Regions from separate parts of the Homo sapiens genome. Here regions 1, 2, 4 and 5 are each linked to region 3. A link is a contact called in ENCODE Hi-C or POLR2A ChIA-PET data. All regions are on one chromosome and are shown on one strand. Each heading gives the region's core, a stretch centred on a gene start or an enhancer-like site at or near the end of the contact. The rest is flanking DNA. Distances are from core to core; before and after follow the strand shown. Region 1 has its middle 76 kb from the start of RGS6. Region 2 has its middle 160 kb from the start of SIPA1L1. Region 3 overlaps SIPA1L1 (signal induced proliferation associated 1 like 1). Region 4 has its middle 74 kb from the start of SIPA1L1. Region 5 has its middle 200 kb from the start of SIPA1L1.

Region 1 (3,835 bases), core at 807-3,306, 300 kb before region 3:
TGTTGGACAAGGCCATTTACCATTATATAATGTCCCTCTTTGTCTCTTTTAACTGCTGTTGCTTTAGAGTTTGTTTTGTCTGATACAAGAATGGCTACCCCTGCTCGCTTTTGGTGTCCATTTGAGTGAAATACCTTTTTCCACCCCTTTACTTGAAGTTTATGTGAGTCCGTATGTGTTAGGTGAGTCTCCCGCAGGCAGCAGAGAGTTAGTTGGTGAGTTCTTATCCATTCTGCAGTTCTGTATCTTTCAAGTGGAACATTTAGGCCATTTACAGTCAATGTTAGTATTGAGATGTGAGGTACCATTGCATTCATTGTGCTATTTGTTGCTTGCATACCTCGGTTTTTTTTTTGTTTTTGCTTTTTAACTTGCATTTTTGTTTTATAGGTTCTGTGTGATTTACGCTTTAAAGAGTTTCTGTTTGTATGTGTTTCCAGGATTTGTTTGAAGATTTAGAGCTCCTTTTAGCAGTTCTTATAGTGGTGGCTTGGTAGTGGCGAATTCTCTCAGCATTTGTTTGTCTGAAAAAGACTGCATCTTTCCTTCATATATGTTGCTTAGTTTTGCTGGATACAAAATTCTTGGCTGATAATTGTTTTGTTTGAGGAGGCTGAAGATAGGGCCCCAATCCCTTCTAGCTTTGCAGGGTTTCTGCTGGGAAATCTGCTGTTAATCTGATAGGTTTCCTTTATAGGTTACCTGAGTGTTTTTGTCTCACAGCTCTTAAAATTATTTTCTTTGTCTTAACTTTAGATAACCTGATGACAATATGCCTAGATGATGATCGTTTTGCGATGAATTTCCCAGCTGTTCTTTGTGCTTCTTTTATTTGCATGTCTAGGTCTCTAGCAAGGCCAGGGAAGTTTTCCTCGATTACTCCCCCAAATATGTTTTCAAAACTTTTAGATTTCTCTTCTTCCTCTGGAACACTGATTATTCTTAGGTTTGTTCCCTTAACATAATCCCAGACTTCTTGGAGGCTTTGTTCTTATTTTCTTATTGTTTTTCTTTGTCTTTGTTGGATTGGGTTAATTCCAAGACCTTGTCTTCGAGCTCTGAATTTCTTTTTCTACTTATTCAATTCCATTGCTGAGACTTTCCAGAGCATTTTGGATTTCTATAGGTGTGTCCAATATTTCCTGAAGTTTTGGTTGATTTTCTTTATGCTATCTATTTCCTTGAATATTTCTCCCTTCACTTCTTGCATCGTTTTTTGTATTTCCTTGCATTGGGCTTTGCCTTTCTCTGGTGCGTCCCTGATTGCTTGATAAGTAACCTCCTGAATTGTTTTTCAGGTAAATCAGGGATTTCTTCTTCTTGGTTTGGATCCACTGCTGGTGAGCAAGAGTGATTTTTGGGGGGTGTTAAAGAGCCTTGTTTTGTCATATTACCAGAGTTGGTTTTCTGGTTCCTTCTTATTTGGGTAGGCTCTGTCAGAGAGAAGGTTTAGGGCTGAGGGCTGTTGTTCAGATTCTTTTGTCCCATGGGGTGTTGCCTTGATGTAGTACTCTTCCTCTTTTCCTATGCATGTGGCTTCCTGTGAGCCAAGCTGCAGTGATTGTTATCTCTCTTCTGGGTCTAGCCACTTAGCAAGTCTACCCGGCTCTGGGCTGGTACTGGGGATTGTCTGCACATAGTCCTGTGATGTGAATCATCTATGGGTCTCTCAGTGTGGATACCAGTACCTGTTCCCATGGAGGTGGCAGGGGGTGAAATGGACTCTACGAGGTTGTCAGCTTTGGTGGTTTAATGTTCTATTTTTGTGCTGGTTGGCCTACTGCCAGGAGGTGGTGCTTTCCAGAAAGCATCAGCTGTGGTAGTATTGAGAGAAAATGGCAGTGGGCGGGGCCTTAAAACTCCCAAGAGTATATGCCCTTTGTCTTCAGCTACCAGGGTGCATAGGAAAGGCCCATCAGGTCGGGGCAGGGCTAAGCATGTCTGAGATCAGACTCTCCTTGGGCAGGTCTTGCTGTGGCTGCTGTGGGGTATGGGGGTGATGTTGCAAGGTCAATAGAGTAGTGTACCTAGCAGGATTATGGCTGCCTCTGCTGAGTCATGCAGGTTGTCAGGGAAGCGGGGGAAAGCCAGCAGTCACCAGCTTCACCCAGCTCCCACGCAAACCGAAGGGCCGATCTCACTCTCACCGTGCCCCTTCTAACAGCATTGTTTCTCTGCTCAGTTACACTACTATTGGCTGTTCTGGAAATCAGCAAACCAGTCAAATATGTTGTGTTCAATAGTTCCCTGGGGTTAGCAGACGTGGGCACACCTTAAAAACACAGTCAAGGTTGTCTTCAGCAACCTGTACCAGTCCTTTCTCTCTTCTGGTCCATCTGAAGTAGGTATTTTGTTTACAAATATTTCTCCAGCATCACACTCAGGAAATCTAAGATTAAATAAAAACTAAAAAGATGGTATTTCTGAAACATATTTCCTATAACATGTCCATCAAACAGAGAATGAAGAAATTGGAAGGATGAAAATGGAAGGAGGGATGGGGCATCAGTTGAGACAGAATGGGGGGTGGTACATTTTATGAATCCTCATTCCTACAAAATGAACCGCAAAGGCAGAGGCTTCTGTGTCTCTTGTATCTCCCCACATGCCCATCATGCTTTTTAAAAATCAGGCATTAAGAATTTGGGAATAGAAGGGACATTCATTTATTAAACATCATCTAAAATCAAGAGTCTAATCTTTAAAAACCTTCTTCAGTGGAGGGAGCTCACAGCCCTCTGACATGGGGGGAAGCTTATCTTCAGGCACACAAAATGGCAGAGGCCAGCAGGGGGCAGCAGCACAGCAGGAATATTGAGGCAAGCCTGGGGTATTGGGATGCAGCCAATGAAAAGTTGGCCAACAGGAAAATCATTGTCCTCTGCCCTTGGAAGAGCTTGATTAGAACCTGGAGCTTCACATAATAATCAAGATAAGAAATTTGGTGAAGTTCAATTTTCTTTTAAATTTTTGTCATGAAAAATTTCAAACACACACACACAGAATTAAAGAGAAAAGTATAGTGAACCAATATGTCCATTCCCCAGATTCATCATTATCAACATTCTGCCATACTTCCTCACCTGAACCTATTTTCTTTCTTTCTTTCTTATTTTAGAGACAATTGGAGTTTTAAATTTTAAAGTGTGTGTTCTTTCAAGGTGAGATTTGGTGAGTAGTCAAGCTCTAGTATAGTCCCACACTGCCATGAAGGACGTAAGCTCCTTTTATCCTTCTGCTCTGACACCCTTAGGTTACCTCATGGTGGCAAGATGGCAGCTGCACTTCTGGGAATCACATCCACATCCCAGGCAGAAGGCTGGGTGTAGTGGCTCATGCCTGTAGTCTCAGCACTTTGGGAGACCAAGGCGGGCAGATCACTTGAGATCAGGAGTTCAAGATCAGCCTGGTCAACATGGTGAAATCCTATCTCTACTAAAAATTCAAAAATTAGCTGGGCCTGGTGGTGGGCGTCTGTAATCCCAACTACTCAGGAGTCTGAGGAGGGAAAATCACTTGAACTCGGGAGGCAGAGTTTGCAGTGGGACTCCATCTCAAAAACAAACAAACAAAAAAACAACCATTCCAGGCAAAAAGAAGGAAGACCCAGGTTAAAAGGCAAATGTTAAAAGGCTACTTTCAGCATGAGAGAAAAAGACAGGGTGCTGGGGGAGCAGTAAAATTCAGGGACCACCACATGGAAATTCTAATTCAGCACCAAACAAATGTGAAGCTCAGAGGTAAGATAAGCTTAAAAAGCCACCTATGAAATAGGAGAGAATACTAGGAAGTCCAGCTCAGGAAAAATGCAACTGACATTTGTGTATCACTTCTT
Region 2 (3,796 bases), core at 327-2,826, 390 kb after region 3:
AAGTGAAGTGTATGCTTCCATTTAAATGAAGTGTCCAGAAAAATCAAAACTGCAGAGACAGAAAGTAGATTAATGGTCACCTAGGGTGGGGATGAGGCTGGCACAGAGTTACTTTAGGGAGTGATGAAAATAGTGTAAGATCTGATTGTAGCTATGGTTGCACAGCTCTGTCAGTATACTAACATTATTAAATGGTACACTAAGAAGCTTAGAAGGAGTGAATTTACAGTATGTAAATTATACCTCAATAGAGCTTAAAATAAAATTCAGAACACAAGTAGACAGAAAACCCTAAGCAGCAGCAAATTCCTTCACCTTCTCTTGCCTTTCTGCGTCTCTCTAATGCCCCCTATGTGCAGAGCCTCAGCAGGAAAAGCTTTGCAGCTGGGAAAGCAGAAATTTGCTCATGAAGTTCCAGCCTCCACCTCCCAGAGCAGGATAGAGCAGGTTAATTTGAAGCAGAAAGACAGTTACTTAATAACTGTTGCAGGAAGGTAAGTGCTGCCCAAAAGAAGGAGGGTTCCTGGAAAAGGGCTGGAAGATTTGCCAGGCAATCTGCACAATAAAATTCCACATCAGAGGGCCTGGCAGGCTGGGGAAAATGGGCAGGAACTCAGACTCAAAATCCTGGAGAAGTGGGAACCTGTAGAGTGCGAGAGAGACTCTGTTGACCCCGGGAGTCAAAGGGCAGGGCAGGTGCTGATAAGCAAGGAGTCAGGGATTGGGGGTGAAATGGTTCTGAATCTGAAGACTTTGTGGACAGGGAGCACCTTGTTCTAAAAGACATGACATCCTCAGAGTCAAGGAGCATGCCAGTCTCACCCATGGCAGGGGAAACTCTTCCCAGTGGTGTGGGTTTGTGAGAGCTACGGGGTCTGAAATACTCCCATTAAAGGGCTCATTCATTTGAGATCACCCCTTTCCACCCTTACAAGACGCAAATACTCTTAAAATGGCAGCCCGGGTTTTTATCAGTCTAAAGTATGTATTGCGTGACTACCATGTGCCAGGCACTGTGCTACTTCCCGGCATTTCTAAATCACTCCTTCCCCTGACAGGAGAAAACACCGGCAGATGAGAGGGATAAGGAAATCGAGATAAGGAAAGTTCCTGAACGCCAAAGCGTCTGGACACTCAGGAAAGTCCAGCCTAGAGACACAGAAAGTGGATCTGTAGTTGCCGGGAGTTGGGGTTCAGGGGGCAGTGACAGGAAGTGGGCATGCGGTTCCTTCCTGGAGTAATGGGAATGTTCTGAAATTAGGTGGTGGGGATGTTGCACAACCCTGACAATAAACTGTATCAGCAATCATAGATACAGTCACTAAACTGTGCACTTAAAATGGGTGAATTTTATAGTATGTACATTTCCCTCAATAAAGCAATTTAAAAAAAGGAAAGTATCTCAAAAGCAAGTGTTTAGGGACACGTGAGTAGATAAGGACAAGATGTCCACTGAGGACTCAGCATTCAGCCAGCACAGGGGCTGCGGCCATGAAAGACCTATGAAGCCGATTTCTACTGCCACACCCTCCCTGTTGCAGCTGTGCCGGGGCTGCCTCTGGCTGGGCCTTCCTGGTGGCCCTGAGGGAGAAGGCATTGCTTATCAGATTGGTCAGAGTTTCCAGACATTCATCTTCTCCCTTTACTGGTGAGCAGGATCATCGCATGCTCAGTCCCACATTCCTGCCTGTCTCTCCCCACTATCGCTGTGCCTGTGAGGGAGGGTGACTGAGAGTCAGCCCAAGGGCAAGCCCTGGCAGGGAGCTCTGCCCTCAGGTTCCTTTTTCCATGCAGCCTGAGACTGAGATTCAGGTGTAGGATGAGGCTGTATGGCTTGTGGACGCCCACCCAGCTTTTACCACCATTCTGCAAAGAGGTTACTGGGTTCTGGCTCAGCTATTAATAAAATGGTATATTCATTCCTACTCTGTACTTGTCACTTTGTGTGTGTGAAAAATAAGGCAGCATTTGAGCATTTCTGGTCTCTTGCTATAAAACAATCAAACACCATCCAACTCTCAGCTATATTGCCTTAGAGCATTCCAGGTTGAATTAACGATGTGCTTAATTGTAGCTGTTGCAAATTCATATACTGGTTTGCAGCAGTAGGGCTGGACACTTACAAATGAGCCTGGCTATTAACTGACCAGTGATTCTAACACTTTAATGTGCATACGCATGACTTAGAAGCTCTCCCTAAAATGCAGGTTCTGATTCCGGAGGTTGGGATGACACCCTGGATTCTGTGTGTCTAATAAGCTTCATGTGTTGGTGTCCTTGCTGGTGGTTCGTGGACCACAAGTTGAGCAGCTTGCATCTAGAGTTTCTCTGCCGCTATGAAGCTTCTGCTCCTTCTCCTGGAGCATCCACCTGCACAGGAAAGGCCAGGCCTTTTCCCAGCAGAAGCTCATGCGACCCACTGGGCTCTCTGGGTGTGCACTGAGGGACTCTAGGCCTCGACATCAGGTCCCGGCTCCAGATCCTGCAGTGGCTGCAGGTCAGAATCATAGCCATAGCAAAGGCAGCAGCTGCCTCACTTACCACCCCCCTCTCACCCCCCACCCCGCCTCCCACCAGCAGAGAATGTAAGGAACAGCTGATTAAGCAGAAAGGGACATGCTCCAGCTGAGATCAGCCATTCACCAAGGACTCCCTTAGTCGGGAGAGGACAAGCGCCATATGTCCCCTGCTCAGCACCTTTGAGGTCTGACTCCTGCAGGTGATGGGCCCTGAAGTGCTGCCAACAGCAAACAAGACAGAATTTGCTGCTGAAGGCAGAAAAAGCCACCCCTGAGCTCACTTTGCCATTGCCTGAGCCAGAGAACATGTGCTTAGCATCACTAGGTGCCTTGGACACAGACAGAGGTGATGAAGACCAGGTTCTTGTCTTTGGGAGCCCACTACCCTGGGCAATGTGAAGTGTAAATACCCGTGGGCCATGGCAGGGTAAAAAGGAGGCCCCAATACAGAGAAAAACTGCTTAGGAATAGGGAGACACATGCCAGTAGGGAGAAGAAACTCCCTTGGAGAGGGTGGCATCAGAGCTGTGTCTGAAAGTGTGGGTAGGATCATAGTGGGTGGAGATGAGCGGAGAGAGAGATCACAGTCTATGTGGGAGGAAATGTAGAAGGGGGATGTTGAGCGCATGTCTGAAGAATGGAGGGTCCGTATGTGCCTTTGATAAGGAAAGAGATGTGCAGTGCACCGTGCCCGTTAGCATCTGCTGTGTGCTACACACTTGGTGGACATAGTAGAGGCTACAGGAAGTGAAAGAAAAGCAAATACTCTGAAAATGACAACACATTTGTGCATTCTAAAATATCCAGAGGTCACAGGCAGAAAGGGCCATGAGCAAAAGACAGAGCAATAGAGTTCAGAGAAGGGGTTACATTCCTTGGGGCCTGTTTTTGGAGAACTGTGGGTACCTAGGAAGCAGCCAGGCGGGCAGGCAGGCAGACTATCTGATTAACCAGGAACTGGTCTTCCTATATAGAGAACTAGAAAGTGTGGCCCTTTTCCCTTGGTGTTCTACCTCCGCGTTCAGCACCTTCTCCCCACCTGCCTGACACTGAAGGATCTGTTCGGTATCCCTGGGCTGTGCCCTTGACAAGCTGCTATGGCTGTTAAGGGTGACCTGACATATAATAAGGAAAACTATCCAAAGCCTGGAAATAAGGCCAAGAAGATATTTGTATGTCCTTTCAATGTTGTGCTGAAATATTAACAGGCTTGCCTAACAATTATTAATCTTCTGGGAGAATGTACTATATTGTTTGACTATCCTGTTTACTATTAA
Region 3 (3,564 bases), core at 94-2,593:
AAAAGAAAAATGGGAAAAGAAGTATTAATGGGTATGGTGTTATGATAGCTATATTGGTTTTTGTCCACAGTTCCTAGCTCCTAACTCCCACAGTCCTTGTTATAATGCTGGGGTACTTTAGGCCTCAGGAAACAGAATCTCTCTCTCTCTGACCTCCTGTCCTTTCACCTGCCCAAGGCAGGGCTCTAATCTGATTGTGGATCAAAAGACACTCATTCCAGAGAGTCCTGCTCCATATCCTACGGGAAGGAAAGCTACACAGAAAGGCCAAGAAAAGTCTGAATAGACAGGCCTTGCTGGATTTAGATAATGTGCTTTTTGTCCAATCACATTTCTACACGGTTGTCAACCAGGCCATGTAATAAAACCTCCTTGTATAAAAACCCAAAGGACCAGGTTTGAAGAGCTTCTGGAGAGGTGAACATGTAGAAGTTCTTGGAAGGTGGCACGCCAAAGGAGGGCACGGAAGCTCCGTGCTCCTTCCCTGATACCTTGCCCTACACAACGCTTCATCTGAATCCTTTGTAATATCCTTTTAAATAAATCAGTAAACATGTTTCCCTGAGTTCTGTAAGCTGCTCCAGCAAATTAATTAAACCCAAACATGGGGTTGTGGGAACACCAACTTAAAGTTGGTCAGTCAGAAGTCTGGAGGCCTGGATTTACCAATGATGTCCAAAGATGTAAGGGGCAGTCTTGGGGACTGAGCCCCCAACCTGTGGAATCTGACACTATCTTAGGGTGGATAGTGTTGGAACTGAATTGAGAACATCCAGCCAGTGTACGCTGTTTGGCATGTGGAGAAAAAAACCCACAGCTTTTGTCACAGAAGTGTTTTCTGTGTTGATGATTGTCATGGTGGTATGAAAGCAGAGGAAAGACACGGTTTGAGAGTTTTTCTGAAACAGTAGGCAATTCACAAAAGAAAAAATTGGTTAAACATTTGAAAAATGTTTCTGTTCAATAAATACAATACAGGCACACCTCATTTTATGGCACTTCACTTTATTGCACTTTGCAGGTGTTTTTTTTACAAATTGAAGGTGTGAGGCAACCCTGCATTGAGCAAGTCTGTCAGTGCTATTTTTCCAACAGCATGTGCTCACTTCCTGTCTCTGTGTCACATTTTGGTAATTCCCACAATATGTCAAACTTTGTCATATTATTACATCTGTTTTGGTGATTTCTAATCTGTGATCTTTGATGTTACTACTAATCTTTTGGGGAATGCCACAAACTGCACTCACAGAAGACGGCAATCAATCAACAAATGTCAAACAATCAACAAATGTCGTTTGAGTTCTGACTGCTCCACCCACCAGCCATTCCCCATCTGCCTCCCTCTCTTTGGGCTCTCTAGTCTCTGAGACCACAACACTGAAATTAGAATGGCCTCTAAGTTCAAGCGAAACTTGAAAGTGAAAGGAAGAGTCACAGGTGTCTCATTTTAAATCAAAAGCTAGAAATGATTAAGCTTAGTGAGGAAGACATTTGAAAGTTGAGAGGCTGAAAGCTAGGATTGTACCAGTTAGCCAAGTTGTGAATGCAAAGGAAAAGTTTTTGAAGAAAATTAAAAGTACTACTGCAGTGAACACATAAATGATAAGAAAGCAAAACAGCCTTACTGCTGAGATGGAAAGTTTTAGTGTTCTGGAGAGAAAGAAGATCAAATCAGCCACAACATTCTCTTAAACCAAAGCCTAATCCAGAGCAAGGCCCTAACTCTCTTCAATTCTATGAAGGCTGAGAGAGGTGAAGAAACTCAGAAGAAGAGTTAGAAGCCAGCAGACATTGGTTCATCAGGTTTCGGGAAGGAAGCTGTCTCCATAACATGAAAGTGCAAGCTCACCAGCAAGTTATCCAGAAGATCTAGCTAAAATGATTGATAAGGTGACTACAATAAACAACAGATTTTCAGTATAGATGAAACAGCCTTCTCTTAGAAGAAAATGTCATCCAGGACTTTCATAGCTACAGAGGAGAAGTCAATGCCTGGCTTCAAAGGTTCAAAGAACAGTCTGACTCTCTTATTAGGGGCTAATGCAGCTGGAGACTTAAAGTTGAAGCCAATGCTTATTTACAATCTGAAAATCGTAGGGCCCTTAAGTATGCTTTAAGAAAAATAAGAGGTATTAATTTTTATAAAATGTGCTCATTAGCTACTGGAAGAGTGAAATTGTTGTTTTTTTTTTAAATTAGGAATATGTATCGAGAGCCTTTAAAATGCTTACATACTTTTTTTCCCAGTTATTTTATTCCTGAGTATTTTTTAAGGAAACAATTCAAAAGACAAAATTCTGTGCAAAAAAAGGGTTCATCACAGCATTATTTAGGATAGCAAGGAGCTATAAACAACCTAAATGCTCCCAAACTATGTTTATAGCAATAAATATTATAAAAAGTGTGGTAGCCCAAGTGTAGCAGATCAGGGGAACAAGAATGAAATTCCCAAAACCTCACCAAAAAATTTTATGAAGAATCAAATCACAGGATGTTGTAATTTGTGAACTGTTATCTTTTTCTTATCAATATAGAAGTTAACAACAACAACAACAAGCTCTCTTTATACAGAAGGTCACCTGTGGGAAGTGTTACTCAAGAATGCTGAGAACATCTTCGGTTTCACAGTGGGGCAGAACTGACAGGGAGCTAAAGACTGAAAGCAACAGAAAAAGAACATCTTTTCTCACCAGCCTACATCAGAAAAGCAGATACATTTTTTTAACTTTCTTCTTTAAAAATCTTTATATTTTTTATTTTTAAGTCTGTGGTGTTTAAGTTGCACGATTTTAAGGTCATCTGCTTTTAAATTCAATATCATGGCTTCATGTGTGCAAAGAAAGCAGTAATACTGTTTAAAAAGAAATGAGGAATCTAAACTTCCTTAAATTAACATTTGAAGGTTTGAGCACAGTGAAACCAAGGTTCAATATCAAGACATTAATTTGTTCAGAAAAAAAAATACTGTATCTTAAACAGAAAAAAATCTCTAAACTACCTTTGCTGAACAGAAATAACGTATCAGTACCATGTTCCTACAAACTAACAGAAGATGCTACAGGTCGTAAATATTAAGAAAGAAAACTTTTTTCTCTAATTTTATATTCATTCTTGCTACATTTGAAAGGACTGAACGGAATATTCCATTCAGATAGGCCAAAGTTCAAAGTCTGTACCTGGATGAGGACATGAATTTCAAACACAAACCACAATCTGAAAAATAGTCTGTCTCTAGTTACTTTATACAAAACACTATGCTAAGGTCTCAATTTAAGAAAGCTGACAAGAATTGCATTTATTCAATGAATCAATCAGTTCTACACTAAAAACTAGGTTACATACATTCTGATATTTGTTTTCTATATGAAAAAAAAAGAATTGTATATGATGTAGAGTAGCCCTACCTAAACAATACAATGGGATCTCTGAAGCACAGAAATCTATAAAATGGGTTCAGGCCAAGGAAAAAGTCTCCTTCCCTACACATTCCTGGTATATTTTACCTTATCTCAGAATATCAATTCACAGGTCTGTTCAAATTATACTGTTAGCATTTCCTAAGAA
Region 4 (3,365 bases), core at 865-3,364, 310 kb after region 3:
ATCCTCAATGTTGAAGATGGGGCCTGGTGGGAAGTGCTTGGATCATGGGGGCAGATTTCCCCTATGGTGCTGTTGTCGTGATAGTGAGTTCTTCTGAGATCTGGTTGTTTAAAAGTGTGTGACACCTCCCTTTCTTCTCTTCCTCCTGCTCTGGCCATGTGAAGTGCCTGCTCCCCCTTCACCTTCCACCATGATTGCAAGTTTCCTGAGGCCTCCCCAGAAGCCAAGCAGATGCCAGCATCGTGCTTCCTGTACAGCCTGCAGAACAATGAGCCAATTAAAACTCTTTTCTTTATAAATTACCCTGTCTCAGGTATTTCTTTATAGCAATGCAAGAATGAACTAATACAGTGAATATCTGGGGCAGTGGGGGAAACAGAAGTAAGGCATTAGTAGGAATGAGAGATATGAGAGATGGGAGAGGGGTCCACATTTAGATCCTATCTGTAACTCATTTACTCTTCCTGCACACTGACTCATCTCTGAGCTAGGAGATGCTCGTATGGACTGCAGAAGTTTGGCTCTTGTATTTAGAGTGGAATGGTGTCCTGAGCTCTTGCTGGTCATTGATGAGTACAGGGAAGAGGGCATGGCTATAGTGACTGGTCAGCTGGAATCACCATCACATCAGGAAAAATGACTGAAGAGCCACGCTCTAAGGATGCTGTCATCATAGCAGGAGACACATAGTCTTCTATGCTGTCATTACCACAGCTCCTATCAGACTTGCCCTGACAGGCCAGTTTAGTTAGAGTGGAGAGACTCATTGGGAATGAAGAGACTGGGGCCCATGAGGCACTGACACAGGCAGGACAGGGAGACAGCCGAGTTGCAGGAGGACTGGGAGCCGTGGTCCCCAATACATAGTCTAGTGTGCCAACCTTGTTTCTTATCTCTGTGAACTTTCACTTTTCTTTTTTCCAGAACTTGACTTCAGGATTCTAAAAATAAAAAGAAAACAACAAAAAGGCCTGGCATGGTGGCTCCCTCCTGTAATCCCAGCATTTTGGGAGGCCAAGGCAGGAGAATCACTTGAGCCCAGGAGTTTGAGACCAGCCTGGGCAACATAGTGAGACCCCATCTCTATTTAAAAAACAAAACAAATAAAAAACAACAAAAATAATATCCATGTATAGTCATACATCTAGTATATACCAGGCACACACAACAACTCTTTTGCTTATTTTCTTTTGCCCATACTAACCCTCCCCTCACCCACTTCCTGCCCTTATCTTTCTCTTCAGCTTCCTGTTGGGTTTGGCCAAGGATGGGAGACAGTAATGGAGGTCAGAGAATGACAGGACAGAAAAATAGGGGTATTTGTTTTCCACATCTCCATGTCTATAGCCCCTAGGCCAGAACCATTTTTCATGGGCTTACAGAATGCCCCATTTATTGCCATGATATCTGTATTAGTCCATTCGTGCACTGCTATAAAGAAATACCTGAGACTGGGTAACTTATAAAGAAAAGGGGTTTAATTGGCTCATGGTTCTGCAGGCTGTACAGGAAGCATGGCTGGGGAGGCCTCAGGAAACTCACGATCCTGGTGGAAGGTGAAAGGGAAGCAGGCACATCTTACAGGGCTGGAGCAGGAAGAAGAGTGTGAATGGGGAGGAGCTACACACTTTTAAACAACCAGGTCTCCTGAGAACTCACTCACTATCACGAGAACAGCAAGGGGGAAATCCGTCCATGATCTAGTCACCTCCCACCAGGCCCCTCCTCCAACACTGGGAATTACCATTCAATATGAGATTTGGGCGGGGACACAGAACCAAACCATATCAGCATCCCTCACAGCACTGCCTCCTTTGAATGAACTCACATGCCAAAGGAAGGGTGGCAGAGCTGGGCCTAGAGAAAGCAAGTAGCTGCCCCATGCTCCTCAGCTAGAAAAGGGAGTCAACAGTCAAACCAGAGTTGATTCTGAACTCCCTGCTGTTTCCACCAAAGTGGCTGCACCTCATTATGGCCATGGTGGATACGTCTTCTAATATCATGGCAAAATGTCTGCCCCGCATTGAGCCTCAACAAAGGCGATTTAAAATGTTACCAGGAGAAAACAGGATGCTGTGGTGGAAAGTGCATTGAACTGAATGAGGGTGGTGAGGTTTGAGGGCTGTCTCTTGCTGTCTGAGACAACAGGTGGGTATGTTACCTCACTTCTCTTGACCTCAGTTAGTGCTCCCCAACAGAAGGAGGGCAGAGAGCCAAAGGGGAGGTTGAGACCACCCTGGCTCCGGGATGCTTCCCACCCACATCCAGTCGCCATTAACCAGAGCAATTCCTTGTGCAGTTGGGTCCTCATTCCTTCTCCTTTGCAAGGTGAATCCTGATTCTATTCACCCCCATCTGAATGGCTGTGTGCTTTGGCGGAAGAACCCACCCAGAAGGGACCTTTATCAGTCCCTTATAGCCTGTTGACCTCGTTTCCCTTTCCAAGGGACTGCTTTGCATGGGAGAGAAAGGCACTTCTGGCTGAAAAGATGTAAGGGAAACTTGCAAGAGGCTCTCTGGGAAGGGATTCCTTGCTTTTAAGAAGTTACGCAAGTGAAGGGATTTCTCTGTTTCCCACAGAAGCCATGAGGAAAGCCATCCTAAGAGGACACCACTCTATGGATAGGAAAGGGGATAGACGCGAGGAATCCGGGTCCTTGTTGTTGGCATTGGCCCCTTATTTAAATAACCCTGGAACTGCCCTCTCTCACCTAACTTCTGGTTTTATGAATAGTAAATGTTCCTACAATGTATGGATAATGTATTCAAACTCCTATGGTTCAAACTCTTTTCTGCTGGGTCTTCAGACTGTGGTTCTTATATTCATTTCTAATATCCAAGGACATTGTCTAATGGAGATAGTTCTGTCCTGATCATTTTTGGATCTTCTTATTTTGTTGTCTTTTCCAAACTACTATGTATTTCCTTTAAACGGTCACCCCAGCCAGGTATGGTCAAGTATCACATAATAAACACTCTAGAAATTTAGGAATCACTGTCATCTGAATTTGCTGCCTTTAGTGTTCTCTATTCTCAATTCTCCCAGCTTTAAACGTTTTCTTCATTACCCAGTATTCAACTCTCTCTCTTCCTTGGGTTTGACTTTGAGTCCTGCCTTTTCTATGTTGGCTTTAACTTCCCATTGGTTAAGATCCAGGGACTGAAGATTCTACTGCCTTCCCATGATTTCGGTAATGTCCCTAGGATTTTCCCTCCCATTTCCTACCTCCATGTTATCCCCTTGATTCCCTTCTGGGTCATCTCAGTATCTTTGCTTCTAATCCTTTTTTGTTAGGGTTTCTCTTCTGGGCTCTACTGCTAGCACATCTGCTTGCTCAGTCCAGAGGTTTTATCCAGTTGCTGGG
Region 5 (3,889 bases), core at 430-2,929, 440 kb after region 3:
CAGAAAGAAAAATATTTGATCCCAATGAAGCTATTTTTGGCTTCCTATTTTCTGGCCCCAAATCTTCCAAGAAAAAGTCTAAGGTCACACAAAATGAATCATATGCCTGTGGCCTGGGTGGTTTTCAGTAGTTAAACCATTTAACTTTTCCAAACACTCATTCCACCAAGCTCAGGAAAAATACAAAGTTCACTCACTTCTTACCTGAAGCCTATTTCAGTCCTTGGGTTACCTGTGGAGATTTTATTTCATTTAGAATGAATGGAAAGGTTAAGCTAGGGCTGGAAAAGCACCCTGCATTGGCTAAATCCTGTCTCTGCTATTGTTGCAGCTATAACTCCACAGGGGGTCATGTCTGAAATGGAGGAGAGTTAATAAGACCTTAGGCCAGGCCGGGCACGGTGGCTCACGCCTGTAATCCCAGCACTTTGGGAGGCCAAGGCAGGCAGATCACAAGGTCAGGAGATCGAGACCATCCTGGCTAACATGGTGAAACCCCTCTCTACTAAAAATACAAAAAAATTTGCCAAGCGTAGTGGCACATGCCTGTAATCCCAGCTACTCAGGAGGCTGAGGCAGGAGAATTGCTTGAGCCTGGGGGGCAGAGGTTGCAGTGAGCCGAGATTGTGCACTGCACTTCAGCCTGGGCAACAAAGCAAGACTCCATCTCAAAAAAAAAAAAAAAAGACCTTAGGCCAGGAAAATCACTGCCTAGAAAAGTGAACAGGAAAAAACTCACTGTGCTGTAACAAAAAACACTGATCTTGAAATCATGAGTAATGTGACTCTGTCATCTAACCAGAGCCTGCAAGAGTACAAAATGTTGGTCAGATCCTGCGTATGTGTCACTGGTCTAGACATCTCTGCTTTACCTGAGGTGTCTGGCCTACCTCTATGATACATTTTGGACTGGGTGGGACACAGATTTCAGATAGCTGCCATGCCCACACCCACTTTGGAGGCCACTGATCTTGTTTTCCCTCAGCTCCCATTATTCAAGTGGATTGGTTTGTACCACAAAACCCTGTGCACTCCTCTCACTACTCTAACCCTCCAATAGTGGCTGGGTACAATCAGTAGGCTAGCTAGCAACTAAGGCATGGCTGAATCTGAAATGAAAGAATATAGCCAGTAAAGTCAAGGCAAAGGCAAGTCAAAGTTTAAGTAATTAGATGTTGTAATAGATGGGTGAGGATGCCAACTGACATTAAGAAAAGACTTGACAAGAGGTTAGCTTGTTTCAGATCAACCCTTCAATCAAAAATAATGAGGAAAGCTGTACAAAGCATAAAAATATACTTGAAGGTGTTGGAGTGCTACCGCAGTAACTACGACTTTAGGGGCCAAGACCCCAGAGAGAAGGAAGCCCAGAGAGGGAAGACTGGTATTTGGTGTTGTAACAGGACTGCCAGGTTTGTATGCCCGCTGGGCGACAACAGATCAATACTACACTGACAACGGGAACTGCAGCAACATTGGAATTTAATAATCCAAGGCTGCTGGATGAGAAAATGGAGGGGAATTCTCAAGCCATGAATCTGTTCCCTCGAGGGGTTCTGGGCGTGTCTTTAAGGGGATGGTGGAGGACAACAGGCTGGAAAATTGGGGTTGTTGATTGGTCCTGGTAAAGAGATGAAATCATAGGATATGGAAACTATTCTTCCATGAGTCAGCTTCTTACGGGGCCCTTCAGCCAGCCGGTGTCAGTAGTTTCGTTGATATGCAAAACCTAAAGGAGAAACTCTTAGATTTTAGCTATAGAACAAAGTCTTGTGACAAGGCCTACATTTTCCTGGGGTAGTAAGCAGCGGCCAGCTACAGGGAAGTAGGCCAAAGGGCAAGCTGGCTTAATGATTACTGCTCATTGTACTGCAAACCTAGTTGAATTTTATTTTCTCCCTTAATCAATTTTATAAAGTTTTCTTGGGGATGGTTTCAGTGCCACATCTGCCAATTTGAAAGCAGTGGCTGAGAAACTGAGCAGTGATTTTGGACTTTCACAAGGCTGGGGTGTTTGTAATTACAATTCAGGGCCCGCCAAAGATGAAACCCAGTCTTTAAGTTTGTATATCTAAAGGGCTACACCCTAGTAGTAAAAGAGAAACAGATCAGTTCTCAGAAGGCTGAAGATCATCTTCCAAACAGCTCATTCCCTTATTTCCTACCTTGTTTGCCAAAAGTAAAAGTAGATCATCTTGAGGAAGATTATAACATCTACAGCCTCAATTATGTACAGATTTTCATATACTGTGTCTGGCATTCAATCAGAATGTATTCTGAATGAATACCAGTGTCTGGTATTCAATCAGAAATACACAGACAAAAGACAAAACAGAGAAACAAGAGGGGGAAAAAAAAAACAACAGAAACAGAATCACAGGAGACCCAGATGTTGGAATTATCATATATGAGCTTTAACTGTAGTTAATATGTTTAATAAATTAAATAGTGAGCAAGAACATCAGCAGGTAACTGGAAATATATTAGAGGATCAAATGCAAATTCTGGAACTGAAAAATATACAAATTAAAATTAATAACTCAATAGATCAGTTTAGCAGAATATTAGATACAGATGATGAAAGAAAAATAACAACTGGAAGATATGTAGAATAAAATATTTAAACTAAATATGGAGAGACCAAAGATAGGAAATTCAGAAAAGAACATGAGATAAAGGACATGGTAAAATATGTGTATAATTGTGGTGTGAGAGGAGGAGAGAAAAATAATATGGCAGAAGGAATATTTGAAGAGATAATGGCCAAGATTCAGTGATAATAAAAAACACTTTGGCAAGATAAATACAAAGAAAACTACACACAGGCACTATATGGAAAGCTTTAAAAATCAAAGACAAAAATAATTGGAGGATTAAAAATACATTGCCCTTAAAAGAGCAACAAGACTAAAAAAATCATGAAAGGTAGAAGACAGTGGAATGATTCCTTTGAACTGCAGAAAGAAAATAACTGCCAAGCCAAATCTCTGTATCTCACAAAAATAAAGTCTCTGTATTTATTTCTGTATCTCACTGAAATAGTCTCTTTCCTCCAAATTCAAGATAGCCTTTGTTCACAGGAGTTGACTCGGGGTAATCAAAAGTTATATGCAGATTTTCAACTGTGCCGGGCGTTGGCACCCCTAATCCCTGCGTCGTTCAAGGGTCAACTGTATTACAAACACACAGAGGCACTACTGGGTATCTGGTTAAGTTCAGTGCTATCCTGGAATGTTGACTTTATATGATAAAGACAGGTCAAGAATATTTGCTTTAAGATGAGGCCACAGATGTGGAGTATTTTTATATGGGCCGGTTGCTTCTGTATCCGTAAATAGTGCTCTCATAAGAAAAAAGGAACCTCGGACTGAAAGATGACTTTCCCCTTTTGGCATGGTTCACTGGGCACTGAAACTGAATGGCATCTTTAAAAGTTTCACAGACAAGGTAGATTCATCTCCAGTTATTTGCTGTTAATGCTTGAGAAATTGCAAAGCAACCTTGGGATCCTCTTGCATTAAATTACATTTTCCCAAGGATGAAGCTTAATTATATTTAGTTGCCTTGGATAAGCACCTATGGAGGAAAAATTTTTTTTTTTTTTTTGGAGACAGCATCTCACTTTGTCACCCAGGCTGGAGTGCAGTGGTGCAATCTCAGCTCACCGCAACCTTCGCCTCCTGGCGGAGTAATCTTCCCACCTCAGCCTCCCAAGTAGCTGGGACTACAGGCACACACCACTGTGCTCGACTAATTTTCAAGTTTTTCTGTAGAAAAGGGGTCTCTATTGCTCAGGCTAAGAATAAATATTTTATATAAGTAAGTGCTTATATACCCAGGAAGCCACCATTCTGTCATGCCCTTACTTCACAAAGTGTTGCTTTCCACC

What was found. Hi-C counts contacts between places; a loop is a spot of excess contacts on that map. ChIA-PET counts read pairs that join two places held with the same protein, here RNA polymerase II (POLR2A). Pooled maps may share reads with other maps.
Region 1: a loop to region 3 is called in a map of IMR-90, with 7 times the contacts of the local background. The contact joins two enhancer-like sites. A Hi-C loop is called at or near these places in 1 of 168 maps with a recorded cell type or tissue (IMR-90), 1 of 37 single-sample maps with no recorded cell type and 3 of 50 pooled maps.
Region 2: a pooled map shows a loop between it and region 3 (2.5-fold over the local background). The contact joins two enhancer-like sites. A Hi-C loop is called at or near these places in 1 of 37 single-sample maps with no recorded cell type and 5 of 50 pooled maps. POLR2A ChIA-PET finds 5 or more read pairs at or near these places in 1 of 52 experiments (AG04449).
Region 4: a loop to region 3 is called in a pooled map, with 2.0 times the contacts of the local background. The contact joins two enhancer-like sites. A Hi-C loop is called at or near these places in 2 of 50 pooled maps. POLR2A ChIA-PET finds 5 or more read pairs at or near these places in 2 of 52 experiments (WTC11 and activated naive CD4-positive, alpha-beta T cell).
Region 5: a loop to region 3 is called in a map with no recorded cell type, with 5 times the contacts of the local background. The contact joins two enhancer-like sites. A Hi-C loop is called at or near these places in 1 of 37 single-sample maps with no recorded cell type and 2 of 50 pooled maps. POLR2A ChIA-PET finds 5 or more read pairs at or near these places in 1 of 52 experiments (PC-9).

What each region holds. Positions count from the first base shown.
Region 1 is chr14:71,854,557-71,858,391 of GRCh38, reverse strand. No RefSeq gene overlaps it. Among named protein-coding and RNA genes, the nearest start is that of RGS6, 76 kb to the left of the region's middle. RefSeq lists an enhancer at 2,061-2,130. Within about 2 kb of position 2,056, at least 2 of the 41 ENCODE cell types and tissues checked have a DNase peak (open chromatin) inside an H3K27ac peak, as active enhancers do.
Region 2 is chr14:71,163,216-71,167,011 of GRCh38, reverse strand. No RefSeq gene overlaps it. Among named protein-coding and RNA genes, the nearest start is that of SIPA1L1, 160 kb to the left of the region's middle. Within about 2 kb of position 1,576, at least 5 of the 41 ENCODE cell types and tissues checked have a DNase peak (open chromatin) inside an H3K27ac peak, as active enhancers do.
Region 3 is chr14:71,553,575-71,557,138 of GRCh38, reverse strand. The region is part of intron 4 of SIPA1L1 (signal induced proliferation associated 1 like 1); the gene reads right to left. Among named protein-coding and RNA genes, the nearest start is that of SNORD56B, 160 kb to the right of the region's middle. RefSeq lists a silencer at 997-1,096 and enhancers at 1,517-1,576, 1,687-1,746, 1,907-1,966. Within about 2 kb of position 1,343, at least 9 of the 41 ENCODE cell types and tissues checked have a DNase peak (open chromatin) inside an H3K27ac peak, as active enhancers do.
Region 4 is chr14:71,244,605-71,247,969 of GRCh38, reverse strand. No RefSeq gene overlaps it. Among named protein-coding and RNA genes, the nearest start is that of SIPA1L1, 74 kb to the left of the region's middle. Within about 2 kb of position 2,114, at least 2 of the 41 ENCODE cell types and tissues checked have a DNase peak (open chromatin) inside an H3K27ac peak, as active enhancers do.
Region 5 is chr14:71,116,226-71,120,114 of GRCh38, reverse strand. No RefSeq gene overlaps it. Among named protein-coding and RNA genes, the nearest start is that of SIPA1L1, 200 kb to the left of the region's middle. RefSeq lists a silencer at 3,089-3,383. Within about 2 kb of position 1,679, at least 10 of the 41 ENCODE cell types and tissues checked have a DNase peak (open chromatin) inside an H3K27ac peak, as active enhancers do.